6 separate regions of the Mus musculus genome follow, and regions 1, 2, 4, 5 and 6 are each linked to region 3. A link is a loop called in an ENCODE intact Hi-C map of the cell type or tissue named here. Cell type or tissue: heart. All regions are shown on one strand. Region 1 holds the start of Eif3m (eukaryotic translation initiation factor 3, subunit M). Region 2 overlaps Pax6 (paired box 6). Region 3 overlaps Wt1 (Wilms tumor 1 homolog). Region 4 overlaps Them7 (thioesterase superfamily member 7). Region 5 holds the start of Pax6 (paired box 6). Region 6 has its middle 36 kb from the start of Them7.

Region 1 (4,000 bases), 110 kb after region 3:
GGTTTTAAAATGTTCAACAAAATATATGTATTTTTAAAGAAAGACTTATTGATGAGTTAAAATAAAATACTGAAGAAAAAGCTGGCAACATTAACATTTGAAACAAATTTCCATCAAGAAAGGGGAAAGAAGCTGAAAGCAAGGTTGAAAAGTATTAATCTTAGAAAAAAAAAGTCACCTTTCAAAATTCAAAGCAAAGATTGCTGTGATGATGAGCAAGGGTTGCCCTCCAGCTTCAGTGCCCGGGCCTTGGCCTAGTTAACTAGTATATTAGTGTGTTTACAGGACCACTGGGTATCTTCTCCCTCCTGAAATTCTGAGAAGACCATTCTAATAAATATGTTCTGGCTCAGCGCCCCACTCTCCTCTTACACCCTCTCTTCTCTCCTCTCCCCCCTCAGAAATCTGCTCCCCTCTTTTCAACCAGTCTCTCTTCCTTTTCTTCCTTGAGAACGTACCCCCCCACACACACTCATTCCACATTGTAACCCAGTACTCCAGGAAGATTGTCTTAGTGTGCTTCCCATTGCTATGATAAAATATTGGCCAAAAACCGACCTGGGGAAAAAGGGTTCATTTCATCTGACAACTCTCAGGTTAACCTCCATCGCTGAGGAAAGTCATGGCAGGAACCCAAGGCAGGAACCTGGAGGTGGGAACTGAAGCAGAGGCTTGCTCGCTGCCTGCTGACTTGCTCCTTGTGGCTAGCTTGGCTTACTTTTCAATGCAACTCAGGGCCACCTACCCAGGGTGGCACCACCCACAGTGGGCTGGGCCCTCCCATGTCAATCATTAAGGAAGAAAATACCTGACAGGCCATTTATTGGGGACATTCTATCAACTGAGGATACCATGTGTATATTCTCTAATAAAGTCTGTTTTTACTTTTTCAGCCCACTTTTTAATTGCATTTCCCCCTTATTGTTGCATTTACAATGTTCTTGATCTTCATGGCTCCAAGTTCTGCATCCAGGTTCAATCAACTGCAGACTATAATATTCTGGAGAAATATCTGTGCTGAATACGCAGACCTTGTCATTCCCTAGAAAACAGAGGACATAGAATTTACATTGGATTAGCTATTTTAAGTGCCCTGGAGATGACTTAAAGTACACAGGAGGTTATATAGACACGAACTAAGCCATTTTTATGTAAGCGTCTTGAGCCCCATAGATTCTGGAATCCTTAGAGGAGGGATCCTGGAGTCAATCCCTAACATACACTGAGGCACTGTGTATTCTGGATAAGTCCTTATTAATTAAGTGGGAGCATTCTTTGAAAACTAGTCACCCTTACTTAGCAAGGAGCATGGCCTAGCAACTGGACCAGCAAACTGGGAAGCATAACACAGGGGAAAAAAAAAATAGTTCCAAGGCTTTAGGGACAGGGGGCACCTGGAAAGCTCTCAGAGGCAGCAAGAGCTCTCTAGGCTCCCGAAGCTTTGGCCCAGGTAGGGTTCCGTGACCCGCAGGCAGCAGGCGGGCAGAGGACACTTTAGCCCAACCCACCTAAGTTTCCGGGGAGAGGGGAAGATTTCAGGTAGGAGCCTGCGAGGAGCTGAAGCAGAGGCCCGCGGGGAGGAAGTAGTACTGTGGGCCCCGCCCACGAGGCCCGCCCTCTGTGGCTGACCCGGAAGCGGTTGTGCGTAACCCTGTACGGCACCGCTCTCTTTTCCGGTCGGCGTGTTTCTGGATCGGAGCGTCTTCCGCAGCCCGGCCTTCACCATGAGCGTCCCGGCCTTCATCGATATCAGCGAGGAAGACCAGGTGCACGATGCTGGGCCCTCGGGGCAACGGGTGCGGGGGATTCCCGGGACGGAGCCCGTGAGGGGGAGCGCGCTCTCCTGACCTGGGTCTCGGCGCGTGCGCGGCCGAGGGTCCGGATGCGGGCCCGGTGGGCGCCAGGGCTCGTCCGCAGTCGTCGATGACGACCCAGAACTTTTCGGGGACAGGGACCAGCGTCTGCTAAGTTCGCGTGTGGCCCGCAGGAGCAACTTTGAGCGTGTGAATGCGGGCCTTCCGCGGCCACAGGCGACGGTGGCATGCATTTTACTAGTTGGCTCGCGTTTTCTGTTCCCAGGCGGCTGGGAGGCAGGAGCATCTGGCGGGCCATCCTGGACACTTTGAAGTTCACTAATTGGGGTTTACACCTGGGTGTACAGGACAGATGGCTTCTCCTTTTTCTGTAACAGGAGGTTAATTGTTGGGATGACAGTCTTTTAATTTTCTACAACCCAAACTGTTCTTCGTGAGCATGCATACGCTTTTATAATACCCACTGACAGAAACTTGGGGTTCCATATGTTACACAGGAGAAGAAAGGAAGTTATGCACACATAGAAAGATGCCGCATTAAGAGTATTTGACAGCAGAGGAAGCTAGAGTTCCCAGGCATTGACTAGTATTTACCAAAAAGGTACTTCAGGCCAGGGGCTGAATAGAGCCTTGGCATTGGCCATATTGTAGAGTGTCTTGTTGTCAGCAAGAATGATATAAAAACATTAAACTTAACTAATTCTTAGAAAAAGATTTGTAAAGCAGGAAGTGAACAAATGCTTTCTTTACATCTTGGTTAGATTATATATTTGTGTCATAAAGAAAAAGAATGATTTCTGCTGTTATTTTGCTTTTTCTAATATGACACTTGAGTTTTCAAAATATCTTTTTTATAATACCATGCCATCTTCTGTATAAAATTACTATGCTATTGTTTGGAAAAATAATTCCATCAGACCTAAGGGTTTGTTAGGTTTCTGAGGTCACCAAACACATTTGTGGGATTAAAAATGTTGGTTATTTTCCCCAAGGCTCTTTTGGCTTTGTCCAGACAATTTGACATCCGTGCTTTTTCTTTCCCCAACCCCCTTCTTGTTTTGATATTTGGGAAGTGTTTCACTATGGCTTGTTAAACCTTGGCTGGCCAGGAACCTGTAGAGATCCCCCTGCCTCTGCCTCAAGTGCTGTGGTCACAGTTATATGTCACCTCACCCTGCCCACCACCTCACCCTGGCACCTGTGCATTTTCTAATGGAACGCTTTATACTGTGATTCTTTAAGTTTTTATTCTGTTAGCTTTAAGTCATCTACATTTCTGTTTCAGTGCATGAATGTTAAACCATCGAAGGAAAAACGTTGTTAAAGATCCTAACTAGAGAGTAAAGTAGGAAACATCCAAATGACTTATTTTAGTAGTTATTTTGATAGTACCAAAAGTGCTTTCTGCCTCTGAGAGTGATGTTATGTTTTAAGATATTTGTTATACAGTGCATTGATAGACAATTTGATACACATACACTTTCATGCAGGCTGCACTGACAGGCATTATCTTTTTATATTGGTATCTCCCAAAATGCTTGTCTCAAATGGTTCTCAAGTTATTAGCAAATGAATAGACTATTGTCCGGATGATGACTGTGATTTTAGTAGTGCTATTTATATATACATTTGACAGCTATAAAATTTTCACTTACTGGGGGAAAAAAACCTCTTCAACTTTGCCAAGTCAGATTGATGTATCTTTAGTCCCCATCCCTCCCAGTGGAGACCGCTTAAATGAAATAAGTAAAGCATTTGCTATAGACTGGAAGTCCAGTGGATACAGGTGGCAGGAAACTGAATATGATCTTTGTGAACTATGTGTCTGCGTGGACTTTGTAGAGGGAGGGAGGGAATCAACACAATTGGAGGGTAGTTAGTTAGCACTTGCATGTTACTTTGGAAGCAGGGCAGATGAGTTTGATATTTGTGTTTTATCATAACTTGATTTTTACAAGTGGATCTAGAGATTTAGCAACCCTGTTTGATTCATAGGCTGCTGAACTTCGAGCTTATCTGAAATCAAAAGGAGCTGAGCTCTCAGAAGAAAACTCGGAAGGTGGACTTCATGTAGATTTAGCTCAGATTATTGAAGCCTGTGATGTGTGTCTGAAGGAAGATGATAAAGGTTTGTTTTAATTCATTCTACAAAATATTTCTTACAAGTTCTCTACCTTAAAGTTTTT
Region 2 (4,000 bases), 560 kb before region 3:
TTCAGCACCACACAATGCCCCGCGAGTAAGGGAAACTATTAAACTCCTGGGGCAGGAGCGTTGGCAAACTTTCGTGGGCAGAATTTTGAGGCCACAATAAGCACGGACAACAAAAGGATTCTCTCGAGGCGTGCAGCGGGCCACATTGTGTTACAAGAAGCTCAGTCAACAGACTTTTCAGCGAAGTGTGTTAACCCCTCTGCACTGCTATCATTAATCACTGTCCGGAGAGCGGGCGCCGCGGTGCTATTTAGGGCGCTTGGCTGGGGGGTGTGGGGGGGGTGGATGGGGGGCCAGGGTAGGGGGTGGAGGGAAGTGGGGAGGGTGGATGGGGACCAGAGCTGGGGCTGAGGGGAGGCTAAAGGAGAGAAGCTAAAGAGGAAGGATGGTGTGGGGGAGGGGCAGAGAAAGATGGAGGGCTCCAAAGAGATGGTGGTCAAAAAGGATAAGAAGGGACAGAGGGGAAATGTTGAGGAAAAAGAGACTGGAGAGTCGACGGAGAAGGGAGAAAACCACGAAAAGGAAAAGGAGGAGGGAGCGTGTATTGGTAAACAAGCCGCAGGCATCTTGCCCTACTTCAGATGAATGGGGGAGGGGAGGGTCGCCTGCCGAAGGAGACGCGCCGAACTCACGTGTAGGGGCACAAGTGGCTGTACTAATTTGCTGCCCCAGGTCTCTTGAGGACTCTTCAAAGTGGTCCCCCCACCCAGGGGGGAAAATGATGAGAGCCTGTTCCTTTTCCCTTTTATTGTCGGATTCGGTGAAGGAGGATACATTTTTGTCCCCCACCCCACCCCACCCCGTTGGAACTACTAAAAAAGTCCATCGGTTACTGCTTTTGGAAAACACAATCCTGCCTGGTCACTTATGCCTCCACCCAAAAGAAAAGCCCTGTCCCTTCTCTAGCACGTTAGATCTTGTCAATTAAACAAAGCTGGGGGTCTCCCTCTGAAGACGCCAGCACATAGCGTTTCTCTATTCTCATCTGCTTCTTGGACATCCTCTTCATTTTAAAGCATGGGGGTTATATTGACAGTCCTCCACGCTCAGGCACTACTTATAGATTAGCATGTGCTGGTTACATAAACCTAGGATTTGCGCTACCTTGAAAAATGATATTTAGGGACAAAAAAAAAAAAGTCTAGAGGAGCAGGAAAATGGCATTTAAACCCCGTTTTGCTGCTTCTTTTTAAAAGTGGAGTTAGAGAACGCTACGGGATTCACCGCCGCCTGCCCGCCCGCTGCCGCCGCCTCTTAACCAGCCCAGAAAGCAACCCTGAAAATGTGTTCACTACTTTAAAAGTAGCAAGTGTTTGCAGCCAGGTGACTGAGTGCTCACTTAGATAGAGCTGGAGGGTTTTTTGCTCCCTCCCCCCAACCCCACCCCCGCCTTTGGTGGCTTTACCTTCCACCCTTAAATCTTTTAAGAAACTAAAAATAGAAGTTAGAGCTTTCTAATTCCCCCACACGATAAACTTAAGTGGCAGACAATTAAGATATCTCCTTTAAAAGGCGTCCCCTCCTAGCGGCGCAAAGAAGGGACCTTCAATGGGCGCCGTGCACCTCCCAGGCTAATCCCAGAGAAGAGTGAAAGCGCCTCCCATTATCCCAGCCCCAGGACCATCTGACGCAGGGGATAGGATTTGTTTCCTGGAAGAAGAAGAGGAGAGAGAGAAAGAGAGAGGGAGAGGCGGGGAAACAGAAAAGAAAAAAGAAAAAAAAAAAGACGCTGGGAAATAAAATCATTCCTTAGTTTCTTAGTGTCTTAATCAGTGAGGCGGAAAACAAGCAAGAAAAGATAGCAACGCGGTTGCGGAACCTTTTCAGCTCCGGAGCGCAGATCAAAACATTGAAGCATCTGTTGAAAGGAGGCTGACTAAATCCTATAGAGGGCCTGGGTATTATGGGGGTTGGGGCGAGGGAAGGAGATGAGAAAAAGTGTCTTCGTGATCCCTAAAACCACCAAATCGCTGGAGAATTGGGGCTGGAATAGAGTCGTCTCGTTATTGTCAGCCCACGTCGTCAGGATTTTATTCACCGCCGCGTGGCGTAGATCAGATGGAAACCATATTTGTCTCCCTCAGAGACCTAACCTCTCCTTATGCTTCTGGAAATGGACTCTTTACAACCCCAGATCAGCCTCTTGGGCTGGAAAGGAGGCCAGGGAGGGAGGGAGACCCTCTTAGCACCAAAGGGCCAGAGAGATCCCCAGGAATTTAAGCCTGGATAGCTGACACCACAGACCGAAGTCCCCACGCCCAAGATTCTCCTTTCCAGCCACTCTTCCTCCCCACACTGGAGGCGGAGCAGAGAGCCTGGGGGAAAATGCACTTAGGTGGGGGTAAATAAGGTGGGTGGGTGGGACATTCAAGAAGTGTATGACCCAGCACACTCTAGTATCTAGCTGCCTTGAGTTAAAAGTCCCTGAACTAGCGCCACCTCTCGCCCTCAGCGGTCACCACCAGGCCTTTCCCTTTTAGTCTCTAGTTGTCCAGCTCTCCAGGAGGAAAACGTGCCCTAAGCAGGCAACACTTCCTCTAGCGGAAGTTATTGCCCTGGACTTTAGTCTTGGCACCCAGAGACAGGAAGAGGGTGTTCATTCCCTGGTCTCCATGCAAACCTGAGCCCCAAACGCCAGGGAGCACAGGAGTGGAGGGCTTCTGAACTCAGCCCTCCTAGATCTGAGCTTCTGGGCCTATTGCCCACGACCGAGACACCTTCGATCAAGTGGGCGGGGAAGGGCTTAGCAGAACTTTAGAGTGCTGGGGGTGGAGAGTGGATGGTCACCAGTTGAGGTTCTAGCTTCTCTGGGGTGTGTTCTTTGGGAATGCATGGAGGAGTCAAACCTCAGGCCCTGCATGGTTGGTTATATCTTTTCCTAGCTGATCTTTATAGACACCGGAGATGCCTGGACCTGTGAGCACTCTGAGCTCCAACTCAAAGCTGCAGGTTCGAGGTCACCTGAGCCGCGGCGAGGTGTCACCCAAGGGAGCCCGGGCCTGTACATCAGAAGCCTGCACTGACCAAGAGCGGCAGCGGTGCTGGGAAAACCAGAAAGGAACACTTTTCTCCCTACCGTCCCAGTGTCCGTCCTATATTGTTTTCTGCTCTTAAAACTGACATGTCTAATTGGCAATTGGTGCCGAATCGTGTCCAGAGGTCTCTTGTGGAACATTTCTACAGCTGTCTCCTTCAGCTAGACGCTTATTCATGTCGCCTTAATGAGAAACAAAACGTTCTCTAATGAGCAATTACAGAGCGACAGGATTGTTCCCATAACAAATTCTTGCAAGTGACAGAAGCATCCTTTGTACCAGATATTTCGCATACTGTTACCGATTTTCCCTTCTCTAACCCGGCTCTGTGGAGGCGCCCTGCACGCGGGGCCGGTCTAAGAGCTCACCGATTCACAGCAGCCCCTTCGCCATCCCTGGGCAGCCCCCCCCCCCCCCCCCGGCCCTATGCCCCAGGCTCTGTGGTGCTCCGGGGGAGTGAGACTCCTCGTCCCATTATCCCCGCATATTATCTCCTTGTCACGAACACAACAAATACCGATTAATCTTCGAAGTAAACTGTTTCCTATTCTTGACCAAGTTACCTCGGTGTGAGTGGGAAGGAGAGAGAGCCAACCCACCCGCTCTTCTTCCTGCACCCTTCTCACAGATCCTGGGAAAGGAAAACATAGTTCCTATCTGCCCCCTGGCCCCAGAACCTCTTCTCTTAGCCTCAGCCCAGTACTCGGTTTCCCTACCCCACTTGTAACCAGTTGCAACCACCGAGAATAAGAACTGGAACTGGGGGGGGGGGAGTACATGGGTTAAAGTTGGGGGAGGGAACTGGCCATGCACATGGGGTTAGGGGGTCCGCCTTCTCCTACCACCTTACTCAAAGTTACATAATTGTCAATTACTTCAAAAGCAAATAATACAATTATATTTACTTTGCAGTCTCTCGGTGTGTTAACTTGTCTCAGTTGTACTGCGAGTGCACACTACTGCAT
Region 3 (4,000 bases):
CTCAGCCTCTGTTTTCTTGCTGAAAGCTGAGGCTGGTGACCTCCCCTATCTCTCAAATGGATGAAAATCAACAGGGAGTCTTGAAAATCTTATTCTTTCACGATATTGTTACTAAGTTTCTATAAACACATTCCCCACTTGTTTTGCCAAAGCTCAAGTTGGTGTGCAAGCCGACATCTTAAAGATCCTTCTAGGGACTTAATTGGGGTAGGGCCTCCTCCCCCACCTCTTGGTGAAGTTCAGGAGAGGGAGCCAGGCCTTTCAGGACAGAATGAGAGCTGAGTGGCTACACCTTGTCCCTTCAGTAGCCTCCCTCTGTAGCCCCAGTGGCTTCCTACTGTGCAGTCTCTAAATCCCAATAAATTCTAGCCCCCCCCCCCCAAGTAGAACAAAGTGCCCACCTGACTTGGAAATGTCTGGTTTCTTTGGAGACTCAGTTATGTCATGTGATGTTTTTACCCACCAGCTGATGGAGGTCCTTCAATCGATAAGGAGTTGCTGAGACCATTCATTCAGTACAGAGACAGCTATCTCCAATGTCAAAATACCGAGGGGACACCCACTGTCCAAACAAAAACACAAGCTTCCATCCTATCGGGGTTACTCCGGAGCAGTCGATTGTGGTGTTTTACAGTGAAGGGGAGAAATGGGGTACTATGGGAATAACCAACTTGTACCCTGGGAAGGCTGAGAACTCTGGTCAGTGACTGAGGAAGCAGCCAGCTTTTCAACCTGGGCAAGCCCTGAGTTTCTCTGTATCTGAAGTGAGGAAAGATAATGCCCTGCCCTAATACCTCTTGGGTGTGGATTAATAAGTGCATATAGCCTTTCAGAATCTTCCTTTTGAGAAACAAGGCGTGGTTCCACTTGAGGCCTACAGCTTATAAACGAAAATGGGTCCAGGCACCCACCCGGGTTTTCCCAGCAAGAATACGGAGTTTGTGAAGAGTCCTTAAACCAAAAAAAAAGGGGGGGGGAGAAATAAAGGAATTTTCTCTAAACGAACCCTTCTCCATTCCTGAGTGGCCAATGATCTCAGGCCACGCACAATCTCAGACCCACTGCTCAACCGCTGGTAAAGAGAGCTGCTGTTGCCCCGGCTGGAGCTCCCACGCCAGGGACCTCGGCTCCGCAGTCCGGAACTCCGGCTCGAGGAAGCGGGCACCCGGCAAGGCTTCCTACTGGCCTTCTCATAGATGAGACCCGCAAACCTTGGCGGGCAGCGACAACCTTGAGCCCCTCCCTCGGGTCTCCTGGGAGGGGCAGCAGTGAAGGCAGCGGGATCCGAGGGAGAGCTCTTTTAATTAGAAGCTTATCAGAGCTCGGGCTGATTAGGAACCCGCTGTACCCGAGGACTGAGCTGAGCCCATCTCGAGGAGGGCGTGAGTGGGGGCCGGCAGAGAGATTGCTGACTTCGCGAAGTTTCAGAGTGTTCAAAGGCTTCTTGTCCAGGCCTCGGAGGGAGAGGCCCTCGCAGCCAAGGTAGCCACTTTCCCACGGTTGATCTGGACCAGGGAGGGGAGAACAACCTTGACATTGCGGGAAGGAGAATAAGGCTCTGAGCTCTCCTCCCCTGCCTCTACTGCAGAGGAGCCCGGAACAGGCTGCTCCAGCCTGGCCCTGGAGAGCTGAGGGGGAGATTCTACCGCAGGCTAAGCCAGGAAGGTGTTCCGGAAAACTCAGTTGCCAAGGGATAGGTGGAGTCCTCACTCCCACCCGACAACAGTCTTTGATATGACCGGAGGGGGGCGCCTTTGGCCCCATCACAAATGGACTCCTCTAAGGGACCAGCAGGGCAGAGATCCCTTACAGCAGGGTGTAGGCTATCTAGAAGCACTACAGGGATGGAGGTGGGGGGCGGGAGTCAGAGGCTGACTGGCAAGCCCTGCATTGGTCCAGACTAGGAAAATCCTCACCCCCACTTCTGGGTCCTGACAGACCTCCCAACCATCTCACACTCATAATAAATTCAAGGCCTATTAGGCTGGGCAGAGAAAAGCCATTTCAACCATGGAGCCAAAATTCTGGGAGAAAATAAGAGGAAAATGTGAGTTCAAGTCCTACTTCTAACAGGAACTAAGAGGCCTCTTGAAGTCAATTCTCCAAGTGACTGGATTTAGGCGCCCAGTATTAAGAGGGTCCTTAGATCTCAGTGCTTCTTGAGAAGGTTCCTATAGCCGTTAGCTGTCTTAATGGATACTCTACAGCCCCACTGCACCCCACCAAGAAAGGTTTGCTTTTTGCTAAATTAATGTTTTATAAGATTATGGTGTTGGCTATAGAAGAAATGGGGGGGTGAATGTCCTTAAGAAACTGAGGAAGGAAGGACGAGTGTCAAAGTTGCTCTCCCAGGCTGGCAAACAGGTAACCAGAGGCAGCTTGAATTCCTCTCAACAATAGAGTGGGAGCAAGCTGGTGGCCATTTTCATATTTTCCAGGGACCGTTGACAACTTCTCCTAATCAAAAAACCTCACACTGTATCCTGCAATATTGAAAGGATCCATAGGAAACCCTAAAGTAAAAGGAATGACTATTCAAAGAATCTCAGATCTTGAGGGCCCCTCCTAGTTGCTATGGGGGTGGGTGGATGTGAGCAGCTTCAGGCTTCTCACTTCAGCTCCCAGGAGCCAAGGAAGCCCACAGACTTCACTTGTTTTAACTAGGAGAGAAGAAGGTAAGTTTCCTGACAGGAACCCGCTTCCAGGGTATGTCGCTACACGGGAGACATCTCCCTACAGGCCTTCTCTTGGTTTGAGAAGAGTGGAATGTGATGGGGAGCCTTCACCTGTTGGGCCTCATCCTCATATCCCAAGCTTTCTTCTGTAGCAGCCCAACCTGTCTACTCCAAAAGAACCTGGATGTTCCCCCCACCACCACCACCACCACCACCACCACCACCACCACCACCACCACCTCAAGTGTACTGGCAATGCGCTCCGGCTTTAAATTCTCAGCCCCACCCACCTTCTCCTATAGGTTTCTTCTACTAGATTCGCAGTGCAGAATGCTAAGCCTCACACAGAGCCTAAAAAGACTTATAAAGATGGTGGCCCATTCATATTTGCTAGCTAAAGGATTATAGTGAGCCCCTCCAAGTAGCAGGCATGCTCACTCAAGGTGTACACATGCTTGACAGTGGCTTCTTTTCTGACCCAGGGAGGTTTAGGGGGGGCTGTGTGTTCTGTATTTAGACGCTGGTCAGATTTCCTCCCGTTTGGCCTATAACTTCTGGCCTAACCCAAACTCCCGGTTGTCCATCTCCGTTCTCCTCTTAGTGGCGAGCAAACTGACCTGGAGGCTTGCCAAAGGTAACACCTGCCTACTGGAAAGAGATGGCAAGATCAGAGACCCTCTGCAAAGGCACCAAGCTCTTCCCCCAACTCTTGTTCAAAACTCTAGTTTCCTTTATCAAAGACCTAAATGGAGGGACCCCCCCCCCCAGTCCGCTCCAGGTTTCTCCTCAAGACCAGGCATTCCTGTTCTTCAGTGGTTTCGGTTTCGCTAGGGCTTCGGGTGGTCGAGGCGCTCCAGGCTGGGTTCAAAGGGTCCTAGAGAGCCCTTCAGCACCCCCTGCACCTTCCCCAATCGGTGCCGGCTCTCCGCGCCCCCAAACCCCATTTCAGAAACACCCAGACCAAAGATATCAGAATTTTTGGTCCAAAAAAAAGCGTCTGTGTCAGTAAAGAATTTCCTAAAACATCGACTCGAACGAAATTAGATTCTCAACGGCAAAGAAATCAAATGAGAACAAACGAAGAAAACGACAGTGGCTCAGGAATCACAGTTCCGCCCGGGCGCTAACGAAAGAGAGGTGTTCGGGCTCCTGCGAGAGTTAAAAAATAAACTCGTGCATTGACTGAAGACCCGCCAATACATTTGTTCTTATTTCTTCATCCCAAGCCTTATGAAATCTTTCCCCTAACTTCGGTGTGCGGTGTGCGTGACTAGGAAACCTCCAAGGAGCGCGGAAAGGAAGAAGGCCACCTTTCCCCAGCCTCA
Region 4 (4,000 bases), 100 kb before region 3:
AGACAGACCACACCGCGCTAGGAGTGGGGTCGCATTCATTCCTACTGTAAGGATAAGTACCGACTTATGTTCCTAGCTTGCATTTCAGAGGCGGCTGCCACGTCCTCTGAACACAGCTGAACCCATCAAGAAGGTTCTGAGACTGGCAGACCTTGCTTTGAGCTTCACAACTGCAGGTGTTTAGGATACTAAGAAGCATTCGTAAACTAAACCTGATCGTTGTGGGAGGCACACTGAGCTCCGTTGTCTCATCAAGTATGCCATCTTTTAAAACAGCTGTAAACCTGCTGCTCTTTCCTTCACAGCACAAAGCCAGGTCTCTGCCACCCATGGAGTCCAAATCCTGCTTGTTCCTGTTCTGAGAAACCCTTGCTGTTACCCACACTGGAAAAGGAGAAACGTTATTGCTCTGCTTTCCAGCTACCATCTAACCGCTGGAAAAGAGAAACATCCTAACCAAGTTCAGACTCATCTCCTTCCCCTCTTCAGAACTGTATCAGAGCCCAGCTGGACCACGGCTGTATCCTCCTAACTGGTCCCTCGGTTTGACTCTCTCATCTTCCACACTGCTGAAGTGTAACTGTCCCAAAGCCCAGTTCTGATCCAATGACTGTCCATCAAAAAGCTCGGATCTCTGATTCTCTACCTGTCAACAGAGCCAACGTCGTGTTTTTAGCATGGGATTTAAGATCCTTTCCTGTCACTGCCCACTCCACCCCTACGGATCTGTAAAGCCTGTTCCTACTGTGCAGATCCCTCCAGCTTCTCCATGGGGCACCATCCCCCTATCCTCTGCATGGAGCACCATCCCCCCTCCATCCTCTGCATGGAGCACCACTCCTTCACCCCATCCTCTGCATGGAGCACAACCCCCTCCCTCCATCCTCTGCATGGAGCACAACCCCCTCCCTCCATCCTCTGCTTGGAGCACTGCCCCCTCCCTCCATCCTCTGCATGGAGCACAACCCCCTCCCTCTATCCTCTGCATGGAGCACCACCCCCTCCATCCTCTGCATGGAGCACCTCCCCATCCCTCCATCCTCTGCATGGAGCACCTCCCCCTCCCTCCATCTTCTGCATGGAGCACCACCCCCTCCCTCCATCCTCTGCATGGAGCACCTCCCCATCCCTCCATCTCTGCATGGAGCACCTCCCCCTCCCTCCATCCTCTGCATGGAGCACCTCCCCCTCCCTCCATCCTCTGCATGGAGCACCTCCCCCTCCCTCCATCCTCTGCATGGAGCACTGCCCCCTTCCCTCCATTCTATCATCTCATCAGCCTTCTAGGCTAAAATTCTACCAGTATTTAAAGGCCTACAAGAGATAAATTCTATGCTTTCAATGAAAAATGCAAAGAGCACTTCCTGGGTCACAAGCAATCAATAATGTCTGCTACCTCTGTTACTGCTGCTGTGTGACGTGACCTTTAATCATCAGGACAATATGGAATTTTAACTGTGGCTCCCATGACAACAGTGGAACATTTGTTTCATAGTTATTCACCTATTTATAGAAGCCTCACATCTCCTTATCAACTATGAACTCCTTTAAAAAAAAATCTCATTCCACAGTCTCTGTGTCAGAATGCAAGTCCTACCTCACACTGTACAAGTTATAGGAAAAGATTAATTATTGCATCCAGCCACAAGGGGGCAGAGTTGGGCCACTGTTAGTGCAATCACCCTACAATTAGCAAAGGCTTCAGAATTGAAGCTTTTCTCCCTAGAAATTGTTTGTTTATTTAAAGTAACAATGGATATTCGTTACATGTGATTTGGACTGTATGCACACTGACTGGGAAGATGACTCTAAAACCATAAAAAGTTTAAATTAACAACCAAGTACAGTATATATGATCCAAGTTTGGTAAAGTGTTAAATTTTCCTCCCACAGGGGGAAAAAAATCTAAAAAATATCCACCAGGTTGTAGCAGTCCTCATGACCTGGAGTGAAGGTGGACTGCTTCTTTCTTCCATGTTTCCTCTTTCTAAATTTTATACAGCCAATCCATATTCATTATGTGACCAAAGGATGCAAGGGTCTTAGCTTCCTGTCCCATTGCTATGATGAAATATCCCGGCAAAAGCAACTAAATGGGGAGAGGCTGACTTGAATCACTGTTCCAGATTACAGCACGTCATTTGGGAGATGTCAAGGTGAGGCAGTAGTCACAGAACAGTGACTTCACGTACACGTGGGCTGTCACTCAGCTTGCTCTCTCTATACCGTCTAGGATCTCCCTGCCCACGGAAGGGCGCCACTCACAGTGGGTGGGTCTTCTTACCTCGATTACCATAGCTAAGATTCCACAGACATGCTCACGGGCAATCCTGGACAATCCCTCACAGAGACTACTTTCCCTGGTCATTCTAAATTGTGTCAAGTTGGTGATTTACATTAACCATTGCAGGAATTTACTTTGGAAAATCTCTAAGCAGTGTTTAATTTCTCTTGCCATCTCATCTCCAATCCCGAGTCTGATATACTTAAGAGTAAATACAACATCTGGGGTAGTTTCTGATAGAATAAAGCAAGAGATTCCCACACTCTCTTGGTACATAGTATCTTTACTGTGTCAGTAATTTGCATGGTAGCCCTGGAATGGAACATATACTAAGAGTTCAATTTGTTCAGTCAATGAATTAAGTATCTATGCCCTAAAATTCAGTAGCTGCTTGAAAAATTAGCACATATGAAAGTTTCAATGTACTATTTTTATTCCATTCTTCACTAATCACAATTACTTATTAGGCATTGAGAAATCAACAAGAATGCCACTACTCTTTATTTTAACAGCTCAATGAATTTTAATATACTTAATATCCACATAACCACTGTGCCAATCAAAAATACAGGAAACTCCCCCGTGTCTCCTCCATTGCTGTTTCTTATTCCACTGAATTTTACAAGGAACTCTATGTCTATCAGACAACCAAAGGAAACCAAGCATCCTAAAGATATGACATCATGGAGAGGCATGCTGCGCAAGTTCACTTTGAAACTATGAACTACTCGGGCCAGTAGTTCATGGACATCCCACACAGAGGTGCTGAGTACAGCTGTTTTCCTCCAACATTGTAAAGACCTCTCAGCCACCCTGAGTGTACACTGTGCTGCCTGCAGTACCTCAATACAACGTGGGGACCCACAGGTACAGAAGACAAAGCTAGTCTCCCTGAATAAAATGTATCAACTGCCTACTGCTAAAGCAGCCTGAACATATGGAATATCTACAAACTACAAACTGGTTTTCTCTGACTCAAAACCTTTCCTTGGGGAGAAAAGGACACCATGGAAAGGCGAGCTGAGGGAAGCGACATTTGAGGGTTGTTACATTACACCCCTCTGTCCCACCTTCCCCCTTTAGCTTTTTCCTAATCTACCCTTCTATCCATTCAAAGTTATGACCCAACAGTAGCCCCCAGTCAGTATGTGTCTGGGAAGCAAGTATATTCCTCCTCTGTGCAATCCAGGCCTGGCTTTCCAACCAGTTCAGCTGACTTTTCAACCTCTGGACAGAAATACCTGAGGCTTTGCCAAGACCTGGACTGCACAGGGCCCCAGCATAGAACTACTGCCCCTAAGATAGCCCTTCTCCCTACAGAATTCATCGGGAGCCCCGCCAGGAGTCACTGCCTAGCTCCTCCCACATAGTCCCACTCAAGTACACAACTACAGCTACCCATGGCCACTTCAAAATGGAATTTAGAACTTATGGACTCAATTTGACATCTTGGTTTAGTGAAAGGATTTGTAATTTCTCTATCAACTCAGACCTAATTAACATAGATCCAGGAGGAATCCCCATTATGTATGGAAGGCCAATCCAGGCAATCCAGATGCCCAAGTATCTAAGGGTACGTGAATGAATAATAAATAATGAATGGTATATCTACAGAGTAGAGCATGACCCAGCCTTAAAAAGAAGGTTCTGATCTATAGCACAGCTGAACCTCGAAGGCATTATGTTAAATAAAATCAGCAAAGTGCAAAAGCATAT
Region 5 (4,000 bases), 550 kb before region 3:
CAAAATGGCGAGAGAGAGAGAGAGAGAGAGAGAGAGAGAGAGAGAGAGCATTCACTTTGTTTTTAAACTTTTCAGAAAGCTCATTAATGAAAGGCCAGGTTTTTTAGCACTCGAAAAAGAAAGCATTTCCACTTGAAATTCAACTCCATTTCCCTCAATTACACTTGCTAAAATTCGAGGCTATTATGGCTCAGGGAGACTGAGGAGATCTGCCCCGGGAAAGAGGCAACAACTTTCTGAACTTTGAAAAGCCACTTTTCCTCCTGGGGTCTTAGAATCCAAAAGCTCTCGAATTACTCAGACTAATTAGCAGGGAGAGGACGCGATCCGAGGAGAGGGAAAGCCAGTGCTTTCTTGTAGTTTTTTTTTTCCCCCTTTAGGCCACACAAAGAAAAATATCAGTACACTCGAAAAGGGGGAGCAAACCGCCTTTCCAGCTCGAAACTTGTTGAAATGGCAACACGGGGTACAGCTTGGTCAATGGAGACACGGGAAAATACCCACCAAGAGCTGGAGGTGGGAGTCCACAGGACAGGGAACACACCAACTTTCGCAAGATAGAGTTGTGGGAAGCCGGGAGAGCTAGGGCGTTTGTTTCCAAATCTGAGCTCAGCGCTCGGCTGAGGCTGGAGGCGAGGGCCCTGGGGGGTGGATGGAAGCTGGCAGTCCTTGCGATCGGCTCGGAGCTCCCTCGCAGAGCGCATCCGACCGCCTCGGCCTAGTGGCTTCTTTCACCGCCCGCTCTCGCTCTGGGTCCCTCGTGGCCTCCGGCGCACGGCCGTGGTGCCCATCCAGACGGCTCCGGCTGGCGGAGGGCGCGATGACCCTTTGGTGCTCGAGTGCTGCGGGCAGTTCTGTGCCGGGAGAATCTTGCACAAAGCCGGAGCGCGGGCTGGCGGGAGGCGGCGCGGAGAGTCGGCTGGTTGGGCGCTCTTTGCGCGCTGGCTCGGCCCGGGCTGGACAAAAGCATCGCCGGCGGCTGCTCTCCGCGGCCTGGGGCACGGAGGAGCCTCTACGTCCCTTTGCGCTGACCGCGAGCTTTTGGAGGCGCTGAAGCTGAGAGCTGCGGTTTGCGGGGGCGCCCTGCAGCCTAGCTGCTCTCCGAGAGCTCCAGCCGCACTTGCGCTGGTGCAGAGCCAGCCGCCTGCCTGAAGATCCGCGCTGTTGTGGCTCGCGCGGACCGTCGCCCTCCGACGCGGGCTTTCGCTGGAAGTAGAAAGTTTGGGCTCCTGCGTGGAAACTTCTCAGGCCCAACTCTCCCGGCGTAGCAGTGGGGGAGGGGACCGGCGAGAGGGGAGGAAAGAAGAGAGGGAGAGACCTGCCAGGATATTGAAATATAAAGAAATTGAGAAGAAAGAAGCGGGACTCACCTTTAAGAGGCATCCTCTCTTTCGTCGTTGTCAAGGCTCCTGTCAAGAGTTTTGAGGGCTTTTTTTTTTTTTTTTTTTTTTTTTTTGGTTTTTGTTGTTTGGGTCCCCCCCCCCTGTTGTTGCTTAAAGACCACAACGGTTTGAAATGACGGTATTTTAAAGGAGTTGCTCGTGAGAGTTTTCTCCACGGACGCTGCTGGGTTGGTGTGTGAGAGCAATTCTCAGATCCCTGGGAAGAAGACAGAGATTGACAATAAAATGGGCTGTCAGCGGCTGGAGAGTGAGAGATAAAGAGTGTGGGGAAGTGGCTGCAGCCAGCACACCTATGCTGATTGGTGATGGCTCAAGTGTGTTAATGTGTGTGTGCCGGCGCCCGGCCTCGCCTCCACCGCTCCTCACTGGCCCATTAGCGAAGCCTGACCTCTGTCATCATCCTCCAGCAAAACACTTCCTCCTGCGCCTGAACCAGAGCGGGAAATGAGGCCGAGCCACGGTTCGCTTTTCAAACCCACTAATCACTCCGCAACATGCAAATGCACCGCTCGCTCCCACACAAAATATTGCTTTATGCAAAGCAGCGCCGGGGCCTCGCGCCAGCCGATTGGATGCTCCCTCTCCCTGCCTGGTGCAATTGGTCGGTTTGTTTGAATATGAATACACTTGTTTTCGGCTCTGCCGGTGGGTCCCGGCTTCTCTCTCCGGCGCTGGGCCCCCCGCTCCTAGGCTCTGGCGCTCGCCGAGGTCTCCCGCTCCATGCGCTTCGGCGGCCAGCGCTGCGGCCGCGAACTTGATCAGTCTAATGGAGGCCTCTGAGCTGGAAGCATGCTGCCCCCGTAACCCCAAGCTGGGCCAGGGGTTCTCAGTCCGTGGAGGTAGCAAGTTTCACCATCTCTACGAGGTCCTTTCTTGTACAGTGGCCTGCCGCTCCGCCCCATTTCACCCTAACTTCCCACCCCTTGTCCACCTCGGCCTTGGCCCCAGGACACAAAGTACAGCGGTGGCGGCTCTCTAGCCCACCTGACTTTTAGGAACAAGAGAAAAGAGGCGGGAGTGTCCCTGGATCCCAGCAGCCCCCACTCCGGCGATGGTGGCACAACTATGCCTAGGCCCGAAGAGGGCCTCCAGGCCGAGAACTCAGCGAGGCCCGGCGGTCACCCCAGCTCAGGCCTCCCGAGCCTGCCCATTTTCCCCCCACCCCACTCCCGCACCGCTGGCATTTTCTTCTCTTTCTGCTTTCCGAAGCCGCCGTGCTCAGCGGAGCGGACGCACTGCCCCAGCCTGGAGAGGCTCGAGTAAACACGCCACTTACTTTGTGTACAGAGGATTCTTGTGAAAAGCTCTGAAGAGTCCTCACCAAACACTCTCCAACTTCTCCCACGTGCCATTTGTTGACTAAGTGCGGCTGCTTTTCCAAGCCATCGAAAGGAGGGGAAGACAAGAGGGGAGGGGAAGTAGTGGAAGCCTGAGGGTGGGGGTGGGGTTTGACCAATGCTGGGAGAGATTCTGCAAGTGTGTGTCCTCGCCGGCTTTCTTGGTGTGTCAACGTGTGTCGTTGTGAGGAACCGGTTATCTGTGTGTGGTGCTTATGTATCCCCGCCAAGACTCCCTTCTCTTGGGTCAGCTCAGTCCACGGAGGCAATTCCCCTTCAACTGTTGCCAGAAAAACGGCGAGGACAGTAAGTAAATGGCTTTTCCCTCCTGACCACACACCAGAAGTCCATTTGTTGAATGCCGGACATTAGGATACACCTCAGTACACTCCAAAGACGTCCCTTGGAGTCTGCAGTTTAGGTGACAGGGGAGCAGGCAGCCGCCTTGTCCTGAGCTGTCCGGAGCTATCTCGCAGCCTGCGGGCCTTGGAGCCGAGAAGTAGAAGGCCTGAGATCCGGAACACACTCAGAACCCAGCAAAGGGAAGTGGGGTTGGCAAAGATCAGGCAAGGAGGCCGAAAGCCACCATCGAAGCCTTTGATTTTTTTTTTTTTTTTTTTTGACTTAGGGAAAGAACCGAAAGTCAGCGTCCAGCAGTAGTCTGCTCACTCAGTTGATCTCTGGCAGGCTGCGCTGATGAATCCCCATGGGAGTTGGAGCCAGATGGACGCTGCAGGCTGCCTCTGAGCCTGATTTGGACATCCTAGTCTAGCCCTTGCCTGGGGCCCAGCAATAAGGACCCAAGGAGCCTTAGCAGAGTTCCGGGGACAGAAGAGGCCTTCCGTAACCCGAGCCAGAGGTGGGTTAGCACAAACTGCTCATCTCCTCAGCTTGGGAAAGGTGGCTGACTAGCTGGGCTCACTCTGGAGGACCTAAGGCACTGGATCGGAGCTAGAAGGAAACACTGGCCAGAGGCTAAGAAGGTGGTGCCACTGCTGCAGTTGGCGGCCTCCAGTGAAAGATTTCGTAGGACCGGGACTTTCAGAGGTTCCCAGGAAGTCCTGCCTGAAGTCCAAGTTCCAGATCAGAGAAGTCAGCATTCTCCTTTTCTCCCCTTTTACATCTCAAGCAAGCATTAAAGAAGCAAGATGAGGGGGGGGGGTGCCCAGCGACTGTCCCAATTGGAGGCGGCGAATATCATTTTTACAACCTCTCAATTAGCAACCCAGTGGATTAGCACCCTCTTAAGCTTTGCCTAAG
Region 6 (4,000 bases), 58 kb before region 3:
GGGCTTGTTGGGGACTTAGGCATGCATTGCTGCACATGCATATGTACAGGCAAAACACACATACACATTCAAGAAAAAAATTAATTAGTTTTGTATATATTTGAAAAAGAATAGTATTGGAAGCAGGTCACAGTAGTAATGCCTGTGATTTCCACATTTGGAAGGTTGAGGCAGGAGGATTATAAGTTTATGAACAACATAGTGATATCCTTTTTCAAAGGGGGACTAAAGAATGCTTCTGGACTTTACATTTGATTTTTAAAAATGTTTTATTATACAAATTGTTTTGGCTCTCTCCAGATGCCAAACCTGGCTGAATTTTGATCTTGGTCATTTCAGCCTCTGAATCATGGGAAACAAACTTGTAGTATTTATAAGCTGCCAACCCAGCATGTTCTCTTATGCGTGTCTGAAAAAAATAAAATAAAAACATGAGAAAACATTCTGTTTTGTTTGACCAAAGGAAATGTTATAGCTGTTTGGTTAAAGGTGTTTTAAATTTACAAAGGTAGTTATTTTCCCTGTTAAGTAGGAAACAATGTCTTAAAAGTTACATTTGTTATTCCCAGAATAAACCAATATTGTTGTAGTGAATAATTTATTGAATCTATGCTATTTTACTTTAATTGGTTAAATTTGTTAAATAATCATGTCCCCCCCACCTTGGACAGAATTAATTTAAATTATTTGGAAATAGGAAGACTAGGGTAGAGGTAATGCTGGGTCACTGTCAGATGTAAGACTCAAAAATTAATTAGGGCAGGGCATAGTAGCACCTTAGCTGCCTGAGTGCCCTAAGCAGGAAGGCTATGAGTTCTGGCCAAGCCTGGGCTACCTAGTTTCTCAAAATAGGAACAAGCACAAAAAGAAACTCAAATCACGCGATAGCCTCAGTTACAGGTTACCTCCTTTGCAAACACCATGAAGAATCTTACCAATAGAGGGCGACCTACTGAAAAGAGCGTCTTGGGACACAGCAGAACTGCTCTATGAGGTCAGCACAGTGGATCATGCAGCACCTTTGGAATCTGGCAAAATTATTATTATTATATTATTATAAGCTCTTCGAGCTTCAACTTTTCCCATTGCACTAAGCAAAGGAAAGACAGAGAGTGGACGCCTGAAAAAGCTAAGTTTGAGATAATATGGGCACTGAAACGGGTGCTTTGGGTAGCATACCCCCTAACAAGCAGAGCTTTTACCCAGGGATCATTTCCTAGAGCAGAATCGGAGGTCCCCAACATAGCATCAGGGCTGAGTCCTTCTTGGACAGTCGAAGGGAAGATCGATCTGTGCCCCTTTCTGGCTTCTGGCTTAATGGCAAGCTTGGCAATTCTTGGCTTGTGGGTGTATCCCTCTGACCTCCCTCCTTCCTTCCTCTCCCCTCCCCCATTCCCTCCTCCTCTCCACTTCTTTTCTTATTATAAAATTACCAGTCACAATGGGTTAAGTACACATCTCTTTCTATTATGACATCATTTTAATTAACAGCATCTGCAATGGCCTATTCCCAAATAAAGATGCAATCTAACATCTGGGAGGACCATGAATGGGAAACACTACAAAAACCAGTACAAAAGTCTCCACTCCTCTTCAGAAATTAATTCCCCTTATAAAGCTTGTCTCATTTGACCCATGCTGGATGCAGACAGTGTCTTGCACTCATAAGACCCACTATAACTTAATTATTCCCAAGATTCACGGGTAAAATCGTGTATATTATCACCATATAAAATGCACCTGAGTTAAAGGATTCAGCACATATCTTGAGCAATGTAGATTGACAAGCCCCTTAAGTCAAGAGAACAGATTCCATAGCCTGGAATATTATTGGTCATTATGATAAAGACTCTATATTGTATCCAAATGATTCTATGAAGCCATGTGTCAGCGAGTCAATTCACTGCCTCTCATCTCTTGAGTTCTCCCTTCAGAACCTGTTTTGAATTATGAGACTGAACACTTTCAGCATTTCTTTACAGCATGCAATGCTATACTTTGCCAATAGAGGGCGATAGAGAGAGGGCATGAGTTTTGGTGTGCTTGCTTCCTTCTCTCATTTTAGACTCCTCCCTTTGCTTAACTGGGGGTGTCCAGTTTCATAAGTGGGGGTGTCCATTGTCCTTCTGCCCCATCCAGCCTCCCAGAATGCCCAGGCACTGAGCAACCTCTCACAGCTGGCTGAAACCCAGAGACCATATTGTTGAGCAAGAGCAAGTGTGGGCGCGCGTGCCTGCGCATGAACACACACGCACACGCACACGCACGCACACATCAGCCTTGACCTCTCTGTGTTCTGGAACATTGATTCCCCTAATCCTCTTATTATTATGTTTAATATGTATATGCTCCTCATGTGCTTGCTCTCTCCTTCCCCCTCCCCCTCCCCTCCCCCTCTCCCTCACCCCCCCCCTCCCTCCCTCTCACTCATTGGCTTGAATCTTGTGAATTACACCAGTTCCGCTGACCACTGAGGCCTTTCCTGTCTCCTCAGTGATGGCATTACAAGTGTGGACCATTTTGCCGGGCCTCTTCTGAACATGGGTTTTGGAGAGCAAACTCAAGTGACCCTCATGCTTTTGAGCCAAGTACTTTATCAACTAAACTGTCTTCCCAGCTCCCCACGATGCCCTTTACACCAGCACTGTGTTCCTAGACCAAATGTTTCCCTGCCAGGAAGCAGATTCTCAGCATCCCAACTCCTCAGACCCCCTCACTTCTGTCTGGCAGGACTGCTTCCTGTGCCCAGGAACTGCGGGTCTGCTCTGGCCCAGACAACCCACGAAACCTCTCCAGCAAATGAGCTGTATTCATGCCTTATCCAGCCCATTCTGAACTCCAGCCCAAAGGGAGGCCCCCACATCCCAAGTTGTCCTTCTTGGGACGAGTTATCGTCACATCTTTTGGTTAATCACCCGTAATATTTTAATATAGCTTAGGATCAAACCATCTCTGTTTCATCTCTGTGTGGCTTCTGTCTCCTGATTGGATCCAGATGGATCCAGACAGGTACTGCTATTATTTCCGTTTTGGATGAGAATTCAAGAGGATAAGTGACTTACTGAGGATCACATGGCTGCGGCCGAGCTGGACACAAACCAGAACTGCTTGGCTCTGAGTAATTTTTTTTCCACTCTTCTGTTACACACTAACTAGGAATAAGTGTAAAAAAAGACAGAGGGATGGGTAAGATGTCCCCCTCACGCTTCCCTCCCCACACTCGAATGTGTTGCATGCTTTAGATTAAAATAAAGGCAAACACACACACACAAATGAAGCCAGTACCTATAGGAAGACTTTTCAATGGTCAAGAATGTCAAAAGTCATTAAAACAATGGCCAAGATAAACACACAGGAAAAGACAAAGGGAGAAAAATCACCCCATAAATTTTTCCGGTGTTTTTATATACTTTACATATGGTCAACACTGCGCTCCAAACACATTCATTTTAAGAGCTATTTGATTTTTGCCAACTTCCCAGGTTTCGTCTTATCTGCTACAATGCTTCATTTCACTTTGGAGAGACCTGAAATCCCAGCTCTGAGTCTTGTCCATGTATTTGGCTAGAAGCAAAACTAGTTTTCTGCATGATGTATACCCCAGCGGCTCTGGGGGCCCTGATCCCCTTAGGCTGTGACGAAGGCAGCATACAGCAGCTTCCGAGTTCCCAGAGACAAGGCCTGCTCCCAGTGGATTGCAGCCACTCTCTGAGGCAATGTCTCCATGTGAAACCTCCTTAGCTCCAATCTCCCAGTGCTAATGGTCTTTCCTGAGGAATGGCATCCCAGCTTTTCCAGGATGGAAAAAAGTCCAAAACCAGGAGATCCCACTTCCTGCTGATTAGAACCTGAACTCTGCACGGAGCTCAGAAAGCTAGACTCTAAAACTGGCTTTGCTACTAATGTTGGAGTATGAGTCTCTCTCTGTACAAGGAGACTGGGCTACACGTTTTCTTTTACGCCCCAATCCTTTAACCCTCAGAATCTTTTCAGTTCTGTT

What was found. Peaks named below come from ENCODE experiments on the same cell type or tissue, not always from the same donor. Only the 100,000 strongest peaks of a DNase experiment are listed, where the experiment ranks them.
Region 1: a loop joins it to region 3, with 2.8 times the contacts of the local background. A loop is called at or near these places in 5 of 42 quality-filtered maps.
Region 2: it touches region 3 in a loop (6-fold over the local background); 15 of 42 quality-filtered maps call a loop at or near these places.
Region 4: a loop joins it to region 3, with 2.5 times the contacts of the local background. A loop is called at or near these places in 5 of 42 quality-filtered maps.
Region 5: it touches region 3 in a loop (6-fold over the local background); 18 of 42 quality-filtered maps call a loop at or near these places.
Region 6: it touches region 3 in a loop (2.2-fold over the local background); 4 of 42 quality-filtered maps call a loop at or near these places.

Annotation. Positions count from the first base shown.
Region 1 is chr2:105,014,712-105,018,711 of GRCm38, reverse strand. It overlaps Eif3m (eukaryotic translation initiation factor 3, subunit M), which reads left to right and starts at 1,685. Exons shown (of 11, transcript NM_145380.2): 1 at 1,685-1,766; 2 at 3,810-3,942. The coding sequence starts at 1,725. It overlaps Gm38521 (predicted gene, 38521), which reads right to left and starts at 1,591. Exons shown (of 2, transcript NR_165821.1): 1 at 1,509-1,591; 2 at 1-1,042. In heart, no CTCF peak of the experiment used is centred here; a DNase peak (open chromatin) is centred at 1,621; H3K4me3 peaks cover 2,315 bases; H3K27ac peaks cover 1,470 bases.
Region 2 is chr2:105,686,187-105,690,186 of GRCm38, reverse strand. The region is part of intron 6 of Pax6 (paired box 6); the gene reads right to left. Among named protein-coding and RNA genes, the nearest start is that of Pax6, 12 kb to the right of the region's middle. RefSeq lists enhancers at 1-260, 1,403-2,141, 3,059-3,392. In heart, a CTCF peak has its summit at 2,449; no DNase peak of the experiment used is centred here; H3K4me3 peaks cover 2,848 bases; H3K27me3 peaks cover 3,786 bases.
Region 3 is chr2:105,128,159-105,132,158 of GRCm38, reverse strand. All of the region lies in intron 1 of Wt1 (Wilms tumor 1 homolog), which reads right to left. Among named protein-coding and RNA genes, the nearest start is that of Wt1, 3.6 kb to the right of the region's middle. In heart, a CTCF peak has its summit at 1,745 (motif pointing right); a DNase peak (open chromatin) is centred at 1,728; H3K4me3 peaks cover 2,746 bases; H3K27ac peaks cover 1,464 bases; H3K27me3 peaks cover 3,664 bases.
Region 4 is chr2:105,228,171-105,232,170 of GRCm38, reverse strand. The region is part of intron 1 of Them7 (thioesterase superfamily member 7); the gene reads right to left. Among named protein-coding and RNA genes, the nearest start is that of Them7, 5.8 kb to the right of the region's middle. In heart, a CTCF peak has its summit at 1,650 (motif pointing right); a DNase peak (open chromatin) is centred at 3,580; H3K27me3 peaks cover 684 bases.
Region 5 is chr2:105,673,343-105,677,342 of GRCm38, reverse strand. Pax6 (paired box 6) reads right to left here and starts at 1,599. Exons shown (of 12, transcript NM_001310144.1): 1 at 1,371-1,599. RefSeq lists a cis regulatory region at 1,985-2,119 and a promoter at 1,538-2,119. In heart, no CTCF peak of the experiment used is centred here; DNase peaks (open chromatin) are centred at 1,922, 2,352 and 3,442; H3K4me3 peaks cover 3,426 bases; H3K27ac peaks cover 365 bases; H3K27me3 peaks cover 3,251 bases.
Region 6 is chr2:105,186,465-105,190,464 of GRCm38, reverse strand. No RefSeq gene overlaps it. Among named protein-coding and RNA genes, the nearest start is that of Them7, 36 kb to the left of the region's middle. In heart, CTCF peaks have their summits at 935 (motif pointing right) and 2,003 (motif pointing right); no DNase peak of the experiment used is centred here.